Linked DNA regions of Homo sapiens: region 1 is linked to region 2. Evidence: chromatin loops called from intact Hi-C (ENCODE). Cell type or tissue: PC-3. All regions are shown on one strand.

Region 1 (8,000 bases), 120 kb before region 2:
TTTTTTTTTAGAAATGTAGCACTACCACCCACACAGATGTGAGAGGCTAGAAAACAAAAATGTTCCATGAATTTGGAATCTTTAAGCTTAGAATGATTGGGCCTAAATCCCTATTCTAGAGCAGGTGTTCCCAACCCCTGGCCATGGACCCATACCAGTCCGTGGCCTGTTAGGAACCAGTGCACACAGCCAGAGGTGAGCAGCAGGTGAGCCAGCATTATTGCCCAAGCTCCACCTCCTGTCCGATTAGCTGCAGCATTAGATTCTCATCAGGGCACAAACCCTATTTTGAACTGCACATGCAAGGAATCTAGATTGTGCAGTTTTTATGAGAATCTAATGCATCCCCCACCATGGTCCATGGAAAAATTGTCTTCCACAAAACCAGTCCCTGGTACCAAAAAGGTTGGGGACCACTGCTCTAGGGGATTGGCCCCACAGAAGACAGCCTATTATTGTGAACAGTACTGTGCTGTATGCACCACTGGTCTGTTTTAAGAACTTTAAATTTTAGTGAATTAAAACTGGACTAAAGGTGGGTACAAATGATAAAATGAGCAGGCAGTTGTTGAATCACTATACCTCCGCAAATTGATCCCAGACCCATTGACCATTTTTAGTAATAATCTGGAGGATGGGATATATTGTGAAATTTCTGTCCCTTGCAGTAGGCTAGTCCAGCATATTACAGATACTCTTCCCTGTCCACCTAGGGGAGAGGGAATGGGAATACTACTACCCATTTGTCTAGAATTTTCCTGGAAATGAATAAAGCAGTTAGCACCTGACTTGCTTGAACTTCAGTGTTCTATGCTGTTCATGGGAAAGTTACCGAGGCAGTTTTTGAGTTTCTAAAGGGAGGTGGGTGAGTGAGCATGCATATACATTTAATTTTATTTTCCTTTTCCAGGTTTCCTATGCTCGCCCAAGTTCAGCTTCTATCAGAGATGCAAATTTATATGTCAGCGGACTTCCAAAAACAATGACCCAGAAGGAGTTGGAACAGCTTTTTTCACAATATGGACGCATTATTACTTCTCGTATTCTTGTCGACCAGGTCACTGGTAAGTAGACAGCCACTCCGGACAGTCTTTCCCTGTCTCTGACTAGCAGATTGTGAAATATTCTGTCTTTCCATGTAGCAGTCTTGCTTCTAGAACATATCAAAGGTATATGTGGGCCAGAAAATGCAATTTTCTGCTGGAATTGTTCATAAATATGCATGGATAAAAATAGATTGTGGAGTATAGTGAGCGTGCTTGAGTCATTTCCACCCTGAAGGTGCAGGATTGAAGCCTGTTTCATGGCTTGTAATAAATTTATAGATGCTATAATCTTCATTTCCAAGCCACTGTGTGATAAAAGCCCCCATCCTGCTTATAGAGTACTAATAAACAACCTTTCTTTTGTCAAAAAGCGAAGTTTAATGCAGCGGTATGCAGCTAGTTCTCCAAGGGAGGATTACACTACATCCACACTGGTAATTGCTGTTCAGGCTGTTTTCCAGGTTCATGCTGTGCTGTATGGGCATATGTAAGAGTTTGAAATTTTGAATGTTAAAAATTTATTTTATTCCTAATATCACTGTTAGCCCAACTGAAATGGGAAGACTAAAATGTTCATTAAAACTCTTGAATGTAAGGGAGTTGTTCTGCCAAATCTTAGTTAACAAAGCTATAGCAATATAGATTTGATTATGAATTTTAAAAATAAAATACAGATACAATTTTCTATTATAAAAGCAATACTTGGCCAGGCACAGTGGCTCATGCCTATAATCCAAGCACTTTGGGAGGCCAAGGAGGGCGGATCACCTGAGGCTGGGAGTTCAAGACCAGCGTGACCAACATAGAGAAGCCCCATCTCTACTAAAAATACAAAATTAGCTGGGTGTGATGGCGCATGCCTGTAATCCCAGGTACTCAGGAGGCTGAGGCAGGAGAATCACTTGAACCCCAGAGGCGGAGGTCACGGTGAGCTGAGATCATGCCATTGCACTCCAGCCTGGGCAATGGGCAACAAGAGCAAAACTCCATTTCAAAAAATAAGTAAAAAATAAAATGAAAGCAATACTTGTTCTTTAGGAAACAGTTAAAAAATAGAGAAACATTGTGAGGAGGAAATATTAGCTGTAGTACCATAGACTGAAGCAGCCACATGAAGATTTGTGAGGTTGTTTTTGTTTGTTTTTTTAAGGTAGCTTTTCTCCTCACTGTTTGTTTCTCTCCCCGCCACCCGTATAATAATAATACCTTGGAGGCATGTTGTATATTACAATGTCTAATTCTTTTAAAGCAGTGACTTCAGAAGAAAATTGAGCCAGATTTTTCATTCATCAAGTGAAGATCCATTTAGTTGATCTGAATCTAATCAGAGGAGCCCATATTACCTGCCTCTGTGTTGTTAATTGGCTTCATAGGAAGCACCACCTTTAGAGTTCTGAGTAGAGAGAGCTAGCACTACATGCATGCCTGGGAGAATAGCCTACAGATTTTGCTGTCATGAGACTATTTAGTCAAGTGAGAGTATATAAAATACAGCCTCCTTAATTGTGTTAGTTAATTCATAATACTTATACATTGCCACCCTGTGTTGTTATCACATAGACTAATAATGGTGTTAAATAGAAATCCAGGCCTAGAAATAAAGATGAATTTGTTCAAAGCAACAAAAATATTTTTTATTTCATTTGTGCTTTCTAATTCATTCATTCTGAGATCTTGTGAATTGAGAGTAGGTTTCACCTATGACACAAAGTGCGTCTCATCTTTTACCTGCTAGTCCATCACAGGTGGACCTAGCTTGTTTTAGTCAGCGGTTCTCAAGTATGTCCCGCACCTGCAGTATCAGCAGTCTTCTGGAACCCTGCTAAAAATGCAAATTATTGGGCTTCATTCAGAACCTACTGAATAAATCTCTGAGGGTGAGCCACAGGTTGTTCTTAGGTATGCTTAAGTAGGAGGACCACCGATTTAGGTGACTCTAGCTGTGTAGAGGCTGTTTTTTTTTTTTTTTTTTTTTTTTTTTTTTGCTAATCTGATGCTTTTCTAATGGAACAGCTAAATTCTAGAGGTTATTAATTCTTAATAGGCGCTAGTAGATAAGTGAAAGGATTTGCTATCATTTCACTATTTATTCTTCATACTTAAGGCTTTCAAAGTGAACTTACTCAATTTACCTGAAATGAAAAATGAAACCCTGCAATTTTCTTATTCAGCCATCAGGTGGTAATAATGTGCAATGCATGCTCTTTAAATAGAAAAGGTAAAGTGATAGGGGCTGTCTTAGATACGCATATGTGGAAAAAATGCTTTGTCTACATTAGAAAATTCTTAGTCATTGACCTTACACAGTATTAATTTTAAAGCAAGTAGACCTTCTTTCTTTTTTTTTTTTTAAGCTCCTCCAAGTATGATGGTCCAGTGCTCATTTACTTGCCAAAAAAAATTTCCCTGCCACTGCTTATCTCATGATGACCAGCTGTGGTCACCCCACTAGCCTGTTCACGCTAATTAAATGGAATAAGCTGGGTTTCCCTCTACAATTTTTCATAACCTGGAAAGGTTCTTGGCTATCCTTTCCCATTTGTGTCTTTCACACTGGGGAGAATGTGGGGCAGGGAGTGATCTTCTGTAGTCAGGAGTGATGCTGCTGAGGTCAGAAAGCTTTGATGCTTTACTTCTAGAAATTTATTTATTTTTAAAATCTACGTCTTTTCTTTTTCTCCATATAATATTTTTCTGTAATAAAATATAGCTAGTCAGAAGCACAAGAGAGCTTCAGAGAACTGGAAGAGCATTTTCAGGCATTTTTTTCCTAAAGGACCTATATCCTATGCAATATTATTAAGCTGAATATATTATTTAAAATTTCAACCGAAATGTCTTTCTACCACAGTGTATGTATTTTTAGCATAGCTTTGTAGCATTTTTAGCAAATTCTTCTTTCTGTTCTCCTTGTTTCAAGGACAGGAACTACTGTGTCCCTCATTTCTGAGCTGCTTATCCAATAGCACAAATTGAAAAATGGAACTCCGGTACACTATTGACATTAAAAGAGTGTACGGGAGGGAGGTGGGAGAGAGAGAAAACATGGACATGCTTGTGTTTTCTTGTCTTAGCTGATTGGAATGCATGTGATAATGGGTACTCAGATTATGTAAGTGACACGAATTTTTCTAAAAATGCAAAATTGTGATTCTAAACTGAATGGCTAGTAAGTAAAGGGGAAAGTTTCCTCCTGGTGTGATTTTGTGGGAAATGTTATATGTAGGTGAAAACATGTTCTTGAGAAGGAAAAATTAATGTGTCCTTTCTTCTCTCCTTCCCTTCTCCTTCTGTTCCCTCTTTTCCAAATCTTTACTCAAATCTACCATAGGCATATCAAGGGGTGTAGGGTTTATTCGATTTGACAAGCGAATTGAGGCAGAAGAAGCTATCAAAGGCCTAAATGGCCAGAAACCTCCCGGTGCCACGGAGCCAATCACTGTAAAGTTTGCTAATAACCCAAGCCAAAAAACCAATCAGGCCATCCTTTCCCAGCTGTACCAGTCTCCAAACAGAAGGTATCCAGGACCGCTAGCTCAGCAGGCACAGCGTTTTAGGTAAGTCTGGTTTGGTTCTTGTGCCCAGCTACTAAACTGAAAGAGAATACTCAGGTTTACTGTCCAGTACTTTTATTGACAGGATCTCTGGTTTGCTTTTGTCAGTGTTGTTGGTTTTATTACTATTAATTTTTCATCTCCATGGGCACAGAGAGAATCTACTTGAGGAATAGTGTCTTTTGCTAATATTGAAGGTGGGGACCAAAGGACAGTAACCTACAGCAGTGATTCTTAACCAAGGGTGATTTTTGCCTCCCAGGGAACATTTGGCAATGTCTAGAGGTATTCATGTTGGCACAACCTGTGGGGGTGCTACTAGCATGTAATGCTAGAGGTCGGGGATGCTGCTAAGCTCCTACAGTGTACAGCATAGCCCCAGCAACCAGAAGTTACCTGGTCCAAAGCACCAATAATGCTGTGGTTGAGAAATTCTAATCTGTAGCTTTCTGGGGTTATCTGAATTGTTTCCAGGGCTTCAGATTTCCTTTTTTTTTTTTCTTAAAGGATTTTATTCTCATGTGTCAATTTTTAGGTCAAGCTGTTTCTGTTACTTCACTTTATAGTATGTGCACCATTAAGGGTATATAACCTATGTGACTACGTGAAGTTTCTACAAATGAGTTCCTCTCTTCCTTTTCAAAATTGTTTACAAACAGGTTGGCAGACTTTCTCTGTACAGTACCAGATAGTAAATATTTAACTTTATGGGTTATGGTCACTGTTGCATCTGTCTTGTTTTTGTTTTTAAACAACCTGTTAAAAATGTAAAAGCCATTCTTAGCTTATAGCCCATACAGCAACAGGTGGGAGGCAGTCTCCATTTGGCCTGTCGGTTGTAATTTACTGACCTCTCTGTAGTTCATAGAATGACCGTGGCTTTAGCCCAAAGAAGACACTCTATCTCACTGACAGGTGTACATATGCTAACTGTTTAAGTTTTATTCTGATCCTGGGATAACAAACCAGGAGTCATTCAAAAAATCTCTAATCTGCATGTGAGAAGAACAGTGACTTTAAGAAGTTAAGCAGAGCAGAGAGTTTTTGGTTTCATAAGCAAGTCATGCAGTTTTTATTTTCCAGGACATTTTTAAATATCCTTTTTGGCCATATGGTACACTATACCCAGAATGCTATCTAACCCCACACTGATTTTTAAAAATTATTTCCAAGTGCATATCAATTTTATTTATTTCATTCATGGGACAGAATAGTTAATTACCAAAAATATAATCACAAATATAACCTAATAAGATCAGGAGTTATGTTTTCTAGCTTAAATCTATGCATTTATTTTTTTCATTGGAATATTTGCAGTGCTGAAGAGAGTGGAGATAAAATCAGTTAAAAATAGCTCCTTTTAAAAAAATACTAAATTATGTTGCTTGAGATATGAGAAGGAAATTTGTTATGAATGCCACATTAAATTTCAACTTAAGTTGGCCTTTGCCGTGGGAGAAGAGGTGGTACTGTCAAAAGCATTGAGCCTTGTACTTCATGCTCTGCTGTGAGGAAAAGGCATTGGTATTAAAAAAAAAAAAAAAAAAAAAAAAAAAAAAAAAAAAAAAACCTTTGCCACCTTTGACTTCCCATGGTAGTGGTGATCAGACTAGTGTGGGAGATGCGTGGGGCTGCCTGATGCTTGCCTTTGTGGAGAAAGAAGTCTCACAAAGAAAGCCCTTTTTCAGCTCTGCACATAGGTTTCCTCTGTGACATCTTAAGTGAATAATATATGTATAAATATACTTTTTTAAATTGCAAACGTAGGATGAACAAGCCTGAAGGAATTTTACAGGTATTTCCTAGGCAGCTTGTCCAGTTAATTTCAGAGCTCTTTGGGGCCTTGAAAATGATCTCGAGTTTAGATAGAACAAAGTTCTTCATAATGTATTGGTTGATTTTTAACATTGTGAAGTTATAAAATGTTTGCTGTTAGTGGAAAGCTATATTAGCTACTTTTTTTTTCCAGATTGAAGCAATGATTTTGTTTGATAGTTATTAAGTAAAACAAAGTTCTTGGAATCAAGATTGAATTCTTAGGAAGATTGAGAAGACAGGATTTGGGAGAGTGCCTGATTATTGAAATGGCAAGGCTTGTAGGTGACTCAGGTGCTAGGTTGTTGATGGGTGTCAGCCCTTAGGTTTACCTAGCCTCCATCCCTGCAGGCTCTGTGCTTTTTATTTTTGGTTGAGTAAAGCTTTACAGGATGTTCTTATGGTCAAATTTAATTATCTTTTTCTGGCCCATTCTGTGTTTTTATCTTTTAGTACCATATGTTATCATTAACTTGAAAATTCTTTTTCCTTCACTCCTATAGAAAGACATTTTGGAAGAAGAGAATAAGAGATTGTCAGTTGTAAGGGAAACTTGGTTTCAGAAAATGGGAGAAATTGTTATTCTCTCTTCAGATTTTTAACTGTTGTCCCATTCACCCCATTTCTCATTCCTCCCATGATCCCTGTCCAGATAATAAAATATGAACGAGTTAGTGTGCTCAGAGATAGTGTTTGATCTAGATTGGGTGTGTTGGAAGAAATCAGATTTCAGGTTTAACCTGATGTTTGATGCTTTTCTTTAATACAGTATATTGAACCTGGTTGTCATTATCTTGATTTCCGCCCCACTCCCCCTTCTTCTTTCACCTGATAAAGAAACTTGAATTAAGGGCTTGCTTGTTTTGTTGGTATTTTGCTGTTTTCTGTAGTTCGAGTCTAAATCATCACACAGATATATTTTGTCCCTGATATTTGTGTTTTAATGCTCTTGCCTTGAGTTTTTGTCACCTTTCAGCAGACATGTAGAAAATTTCTCACTGTATTTTTATGTTCTCATAGTACCTTGGGAGTTGAGAGAGATTGAGCAATATAAGTTATATGTATTATGGTCAAGAATACTTTTAATAATCATAAAGTATGAGCCATATCTTTTATGGTCAAAAAGCTTAAAAATCCATGTAATAAGGGTTAAGTTTAAAGGTGGGTTTGTGAGGTTTATGGCTTAGTCAATCTATGAATAATCAGAGAATTGTTGTAATATGAGCACTGCTGGTCTAATACGCTTATTTAATTGACTGCAGTTTTCAAAATAGGACAAGCCTTATTTATTTGGATGGATGGTGTAATTCAAGCCCCTTAAGTATATTCTTGGGACATGATATCAGAATTAAACTTTAAGCCAAATTTTTTCATGTTCTTTTCTGTGAAACAGCTATAATTTTATTGAATATGATCTAGTGTAATGACCTGTGTGCCTGCTTCTATGAGCCTTTATGCATTTTTTAAAAAGCCTTTTAAATGAGCACTTGAGTTGCCTTTAAGGCATGACGTACTGGTTGCATTATCACAATTTCCTTTTGGAAGAAACCGGTATCAATCCCCTTGAATACTTTTCCTCTTTCTT
Region 2 (8,000 bases):
CTAAGTCTTTTATAATGAATAAACTCCAGATTATTTAAGTATACATGGAGCCAACAGGGATTTAGCACAGAGTATTAGGAAACAGAAATCTCTCCTTTTATGGAACTACGTGGACCTACAGATGCTCGTTCAGAAAAAAATCATTGAAATTTTAAAATGGACTTATATGGAAATATGTAAACACAAAGTTTACATTGTGTCACTTTTTGGACACCTTCTCTAAGGGAGTATTGGAATATAGCACCCAGTCATCCAGTCAGTGAGAACTGTATACTGTGCCTGTGTGGGACATCAAGAAATACAGGGGATTGCTAATCCTCCTCAAGATGTGTGTCAGGATGTGCTTTTCAAAACACTGTCTCAAAATCACTGAAATCACTCCATCAGTCACAGACACCTGAACAAAAACATGTCCTTTTATGTCTTTATACAACTGTTCTGATATTGGGGTTTTAAATATCAACATAAACCTTGCCAAATTCTTGAGGCTTATGTGAAGGCTTCAGTTCAGCCATTTGTTGTTCGAGTATCTTCGTCCTGTCTGGCACCTTGGTTTTAGAAATAGACACGGCAGCCTCAGAAAATGGAATATCCATAAATCACTTATGATGATGGAGTGTGACTTTATTTTCGTGATCATTTTTGCCCAGGTGCCTGTTACTGTGTTACTAAAACAGAAGTAGACACTATTCCACTGTTTGGCATAGAATCTTGACAAAGAACTATTTGCAGAGGAACAGGCTTAGAATCTTAGTTTGTTTCATTATCACCAAGAGTTTCAAGGTTTGAAGTGTGCATCCTGGTAGGGTAAAGTGTTTGGGACCAAGATCAACTACCTTGCTGAGAGTCCAGAGGAGGAACTGCTTATTTCTCATAATGGTCTTGAAGTAGAGTCTACCATGGGCTGTCTGTTGACACGCAGCATGCACAATAAAGAACCTTCAGTTTTAATTCTTGGTGGCAAAGTCACGTCCTATTCTTTGGTTCTTTTCAAATCCAGATTGAGAAGTCTGGCTTATGGAAGAGCCTGCCCAACTCGTGCACTTCCACTTTCTGGCTTCATAGCTGGTGCTAGAGATATCTGTCCTTAAGGTGTTACCATGAAAGTCTCCTGCTATTTCATGAATTTATATTCTTGACCTAGCTCAATTGTGAGTGCCATAAGGGTGGCAACTTATCTTTTATTGCGTGTGTATTTTCCCCACAGCACCTATTACAACATTCTGAGTGCAGAGAAGTTCTCATTGAATATATTGACTGAATGACCAAGATATTTGGAAACACATTGGAGTGGTGACACGATGTCAATATAATCTCTGGCTTGTGGTGAGAAACATACAGAATTTTAGCTATTGTTTCTCCAGATGCTCTGGTGTAGAGTAGTTGTGTTGTTTTGCTTTGTGTCATCTGGCCTTACCCTCCATTCCCTTCCCTTCCTTTTCTTCCCTTTTCCCTTTTTAAAAAATTTTCCCTTGCTTTCCCTTCTTTCCCTATCATCTTTTTAAGAAAATATATCTGCATGGTTCTTGAAGACTTCTCAGGGATATGAGGATGGAGAGTTTAGTATAGCAAGATGTCATAAGAACAATGTATGTTCCACATGGTTTGCCTCTCAACCTTTGAGTCTCAGTTTAGTTTTGTGTAAAATGGGGATATGACATCTGTGTTGTGGAGCTGGTTGCAAGGATTAGATATTTTAAAGGTGCCTAATGTTATTAGCAATTGGCATCAAAGGAGCTCAATAAATGGTATAGATTCTTTTGTTGCTGAAAATTTTGAAATTAATTTTTTTTTTTTTTTTTTTTTTTTGGAGATGGAGTTTCGCTCTTGTTGCCCAGGCTAGAGTGCAGTGGTGCAATCCCGGCCGACTGCAACCTCTGCCTCCTGGGTTCAAGCGATTCTCCTGCATCAGCCTCCCAAGTAGCTGGGATTACAGGTGCCCGCCACCATGCCCAGCTAATTTTTTTTTTTTTTTGTATCTTTAGTGGAGATGGGGTTTCACCATGTTGGCCAGGCTGGTCCTGAACTCCTGACCTCAGGTGATCCACCTGCCTCAGACTTCCAAAGTGCTCGGATTACAAGTGTAAGCCACCACGCCCAGCCTGAAATGGAAATTTATAACTAATTTTTGTTACTCAAATGAATTATATGTTCAGTCATTTCTATTAAGCTGTTAAAAAATGGAGTAGGATGACACAAAAAGGCTCTACTTTCTGTTCCAAGAATATTTTCCACACAGTTTTGCAGGTGACAGGAACAGACCCACACAGAGCATGCTGTACTGTTTGGTACACAAGTCACTCAAGCTATAATCCTCTGTTTTCCTACAACATTATTCATTGTTTTAAAATTCTTTCTGTGTGTGATAAACCTATTTCTTTTTGCTTTCTAGATGAGTATAGTTACATAAACCCCTGAGCGTGAGAGTATGTGAGTGAATCAGTGGGCAAAGGATAAGTGTGAAAGTTACTGTAAAATATTAGTTGGATCCTTAACCTACAGTTAGTAATACGTAAGTGATGGAGAACGAAGGTCTTACCTATTTGACTTGCTTTAGCGTATGAAGGGTAAATATAACAATTAAAGAGCTGATCATGATTATTCAGAATAAGGAAAACACATTTCTCAAGACTAATTTTCTTGATTACCAGTTTTCAGATTGATGTGACTTTGACACAGGATATTTCTACTTGGAGCGCATCTCAAAATATCTTGTACTAATATAGCTTTCGTTCTATAAAATTTGATTCATCAGTAGGAAATCTGTCATAAGAGGAGAATATGAAATTCAACCATAAGCCGACCTGAGTTAGAAATACAGCTCTACCATTACTAACCATGGGATCTTGTGGTGTAATAAAAAATATAAACTTGGTCTTTGCCCCTGGTTCCTGGCACAGATTTCTAAAACCCTTGGACTTCACTGTCTTTTGTGTACTAATGAGATGACTAAACCATGGGCAGAGGCTTTAGAGAGTCATGTGACTAGAATGTTAGAACTGTCAGCCCCACCCCTTGATTTCCAGAGAGGAAAGAGGGGCTGGAGATTGAATTTAGTCACCAGTGACCAATGATTTAGTCAACCGTGCCTATATAGCGAAGCCTTCATAAAAACTCCTAAGCGACAGTGTTTGGTGAGCTTCTTAATTGGTGAACATGTTGATATTCTAGGAAGGTGGTGCACCTGGAGAGGGCATGGAAGCTCTGGACTACCCCTCTACCCCTTCCATATCTTGTTCTAGTGTCTCTTCCATTTGGCTATCCTTTAAGTGTAGTGTTTTCCTGAGATCTATGAGTTTTTCTAAGGAATTATAAACTTGAGGAGAGGGTCGTGGGAACCCCTGAATTTGTAGTCAGCTGGGCAGAAGTGTGGGTAGCCTGAGCACCCCACTTGCAGTTGGCATCTGAAGTGGGAGAAGTCTTGTGGGATTGAGCCCTTGAGCTGTACGATCTGTGTCAACTCTGGGTATTGACATCTGAAGAATGATGAGTTTCATAAATTTGGACAGGAAAACTATTTCTCATAAAAGAGAAATAAACTGGCCATTCCACAGGCTAGGAACCATGGCCTTTGGCCACCGAGAGCAAGCACTTTGAGGGAAGGAAGCATAATACAGGAATTTATGCTGAACAGGTTGGCTAAGTATACATATTTAATAGCTATATAAGGAATATTTGAAAGGAGAAACATATGCATGCACAACTGAGCTTCATGGCTCTTCATGAGTCACATGTTCGAAAATAAAGGGTGTTGTTAGCATGGTCCAAGGGTGGAGTTTTGAGCTCGCTGATGTCAAAAGGTGAAGCAGAGGGACACGAGAACCCTCACTGTGCATCCTCCATGAGTTGGCCAAAACCAGCCTGGAGAGGGTGGTTAGTTTTCAGGAAGGATGCATTGTGAAACTGGTGAGTTGTCATGTAGAAACAGCAAAGAGGGAGGGGAAGTGCAGACATGGCCTCAGATGGTTGGTTAAAGGTGATTAATGAAATGAGTTGTCTGTTTCTTCTTTTCCAAAGCTGGTTTCTGTTTACTCCTTAGGAAAGAATTCTGGTTAAAGGTTAATAAGAAAGGAGCATACTGAGGCATGTCTCACCACTTGTCCTGTCATGGCCAGGAACTCAGTTTTTAAGATTTCTCTGGTGTCTCCTTGGGTCTTAGGATTTTGTTTTTATTTCTCAATAGTTGTTGGAATTGAATTAAATTGTCGGACACCCAGTTGATGTCAAAGATTTAGAGAATTTGTTTGGAAAACAACGTGTATTTGGTGTCCAGAAAAATAACATAGTTCTAAAGCAAGTTTCTGAACTACAGTAAACTTTTTAGTAATCTCTCTTTAAAAAGCTGGGGGGTATTGTAAGACCTTAAAAAGTGGTTAGGAGGACCGAAGGAAATAATGTATATAAATCTCCTAGTGCAGTGTTTATTTAGTAACTGTACATAAATTACATAAATGTTAACACCCACCCTCATTTTTCCACCTGAGTTTTAAAGGAGTGCCAGACATCTGTGGTGTACTGTTTAAAATGTGGTGGAGAGCATGGCAAATAAATCATTTATGGAGGCTCTAAATTACCTGGTGGAGAGACAGAAAGGAAAATCCTGAGAACTCTGCATGAAATGGAAAAATATGGAGAGTTATCTTTTGTGGTACTTTAACAGACAATTGAACAACAGTTTCACCCCAATATTTATAAATGGCTTGATAACCAGAAAGGAAAGCTCTTTTAGCATATTGTCTCTGCCTTGTTGAATTTTTTTATTCTAACGATTTGGATGACATCATGGAGGGCTTGTTTGGCAAATACGTTCAGGGGGAGAACTTGCATATTTGATGAGTAAGGATGTCAAATAATCTTCTTAGGCCCAGAGACGTGGACCAAAATCGAAATGGTGAGTGTCGACACCAAGGGTAGTTGTAGACATCTACAATCACCCTTGGCGGTTGGTTATAGGCATATTGTGTTATTGTGTTATTGCAAGAGCTATAAAATAAGTAACATTCACTACTTCAGAGTAACCAGAGAAGGGCAACTATCTGGAATGAGGGGTGGACAAAGGGACTACGGAAGTTGCGCCAACTAAGGAAGAGTTCAAGGCCCAAATTGTTTCTCTACAAGAACAGGGATCTCAACTTTGTTGATTTATTTAAAGGGCTGTCATATGCAAGGAGACACAAACTTATTCTGCTCACTCTAAAAATCAGTGTTAGAAACAGTAGATGCATAACACTGAGAAGTAAAATCCAGTTCAAATTATGAAAGACTTTTCTGATCATTAGAGAAATTTAAATGTTGAATTGGCTACTTTACAGAGTAGAGACCTTGTTGCTGGAAATTTTAAGCAGAGGCTGCATGATATGATGAAGAGTATAGTCTAAATAGAGTCTCTTCCAATTCCACCTCTACAAATTCCATAAAATATTTTTTAAAATATTGGACTGCATTAAAACCAAAGGAAGACATTCATAATTCATCTAGCTTTGACAAATCAAATTTGTTTGTTTCTATCCTGTATTAGGTCCCCTTTTAAGGACAAGAGACCCAGACATAGTATGTAGTTGAGTGCATCACTCAAGATACACGCATTCTCAAGTTACTTGATTAGCCTTGCTGTTGAACCAGCCACAACTTCCAACTCACCAAGTCACTATTATCCGTAGCAGCTGTCAGTGAGTGGTCATACCTATGGAAGTTTGCATGGAATGTATGTTCTTTTCTTGATTGTTTTATTAGCTGTTTTCAATTTCTACTTTTTATTTTCACTTTAAAAAGATGGAGAACAACATTTCTTGAGGCAGACACTGTTAATTGACTATCCAGTACCCATTTCTCCCTTTTTTGTTGCTAACAGAATCCAGATTCTATGCCCAACTCCAGACACAAGCTCCAGGAAATACAAGCACTTTCCCAGACTCTTTTGCAGCAAGAGGAAGTCATATAACACTGCTAATGAGATTTAACTGGAAGTCTACTGGGGGCTCATCAAGGCGTACTCTTGCCTTGAAAATGGATTTGTGACCGAAGCTAATGCGGCCATCTTGAGGCAAAAGGGGAAGGCTGAGAGAATTTTAGAGATATCACCCCTGACATTGCTGAGCCATAGAACAAACATCAACACCTGCTTTCTTCTGGACATCTAGCTAGATAAGAAAAAGACACCTATATGTTTGCTTATATCACTGCCTTTGAGTTTTCTGCCACTTGCAGTTGAAATTACTCCTAGTTGACCATTTGCCCTTGGCCTTATTCAGTAGTCAACAAATACTAATAAAACTTGTGCCTTGTGCTTTGTGGGATCCTAGTCACTGTACACAAAGATGAATGAGACAAGAGTACTTCCTTCAGAGAAATCTCAGTTTCAGCTAAGGTCTAAAAGCAGTCAGACAACAGCATAAATATTCAGTTCCTTCTTTTCACTTCTTTTCCTAGGAAGTAGGACTATGGGATGATACATTAGAATGACTGGAGGACAGCTGTTTCAGGAAGTGAGGCCTGTGTTAATTGGCACCTGAATGCTGTTTTCATCATGTGCTTCCTAGGGTTGTTGTGTTAAGATTTTGGTGGCATCTGTACCTGGTGATTTAACTGTTGAGAGGGAAGAGGTAGGGGCAGTGTTTGAGGAGAATGTTAAATTGCATTAATTTTCTGGGTACTTTATTTAGCTCTATTTATCTAAAAGGTGCATTACCACTGTAAACTGTGAATAAGATATTTAGAAATTTCTATTTAAAACCATGTGAATGCTCTTTGTAAGATGCATTTTTGAAGTGGCAATTTATCCCCAAATATCTTGATGATCATGTATTAATATTTTCAGGGAAATGATACATATATTCTTTTCAAGAACTATATATAAACTATGTCTTTAAAAATAAACTCAGCAAAATATAATCTTTAAATAGAAAAAAAAATACCCAAAAGGAAATACACCAAATGTTCATCTAATGCCACTGAATGTTAGGAATTTGTGTGATCAAGAAAATCTTCTTTCTACTTTTTTGACTTTATTCTAATTTTATTGTAATTAGGAAGCATTATTTTTATACTCTAAAAAGAATGAGTCTAAGGAATTATGTACCAAGTCATGACAAATGAATTGACATAGAAACAGCAGAACCATTTTTAATGTGTTTATATAAATAGATCTGTATAATTATAATTAGCTTCTTAAGCACATACTGCTAAAAAGAACAGTTCTATTTACTCAAATTGAAGCTGGCTTTTATTACAATATACAACTCAGTAAGTTAGATGATATTCTAAAGAGAATGAGATAATGGCAGCATTAAAGCCATTGTATTCAGTATGTCTATGTATTATGTATCTGTGCATTAATACCTATCTATGTATGAAGCAGTCAGTGTTACATATCCAAAGCTTTGGTATCAACCTAAAAAGGCTGATGTATTGCTTCTGGGACCTTGAGAGAAGACTATATTGTCACATCCTTTTTATGTGATAAACTCAAGAATCTTCTATTGAGGGACTCTTTTCCCTAAGTGGATGATACTTGATTCTTAAATTCATAAAACCACTGTAAGAAGAGCACACAATCATATATTTTAGATTTTGAAGTCCAAACCTTTAATTTGAAAAGATGAAGATATCAAAGCTTAGTGACAAAAGCATTTTATTCAATTATCTATTTGATAATCATTATACTCTTACTTGACATACAAAGATGATTAAGTGATGGGCCCTGCATTACCACCATTAGGGCCAGGAAGCGGTTCAGTGGATGAAAAGCAGGAAAGCTCAGTTCATGGGAAACAGGGAAGAAAAGGAACCTACATTAAAATTGAAAGCACCCATGGGATGGCAACTGTGGCAGGACAGAGTCACTGATGAGCTTCACTTAAGTAGATTCATCAGAAAGGTGGAGGCAGAAACTAGCTTTTGGAGGAGAGGGGAGGTGGGGAAGGGAAAACATTGGCGGTAGGTTTTCTCTTCTTTCAAAGGTAAATAGGGGTTTGGGGACCAGAATTCAAGTCTGCTGACTC

The links. Hi-C counts contacts between places; a loop is a spot of excess contacts. Peaks named below come from ENCODE experiments on the same cell type or tissue, not always from the same donor. Only the 100,000 strongest peaks of a DNase experiment are listed, where the experiment ranks them.
Region 1: it touches region 2 in a loop (10-fold over the local background); 2 of 110 quality-filtered maps call a loop at or near these places.

Annotation. Positions count from the first base shown.
Region 1 is chr9:23,697,982-23,705,981 of GRCh38, reverse strand. It overlaps ELAVL2 (ELAV like RNA binding protein 2), which reads left to right. Exons shown (of 7, transcript NM_004432.5): 4 at 911-1,064; 5 at 4,378-4,603. Among named protein-coding and RNA genes, the nearest start is that of ELAVL2, 120 kb to the left of the region's middle. In PC-3, a CTCF peak has its summit at 3,207; a DNase peak (open chromatin) is centred at 7,591; H3K4me3 peaks cover 544 bases; H3K27ac peaks cover 3,179 bases.
Region 2 is chr9:23,578,020-23,586,019 of GRCh38, reverse strand. The region is part of intron 11 of LOC101929563 (a long non-coding RNA gene); the gene reads left to right. Among named protein-coding and RNA genes, the nearest start is that of ELAVL2, 240 kb to the left of the region's middle. In PC-3, no CTCF peak of the experiment used is centred here; DNase peaks (open chromatin) are centred at 2,989 and 3,879; H3K4me3 peaks cover 758 bases; H3K27ac peaks cover 5,779 bases.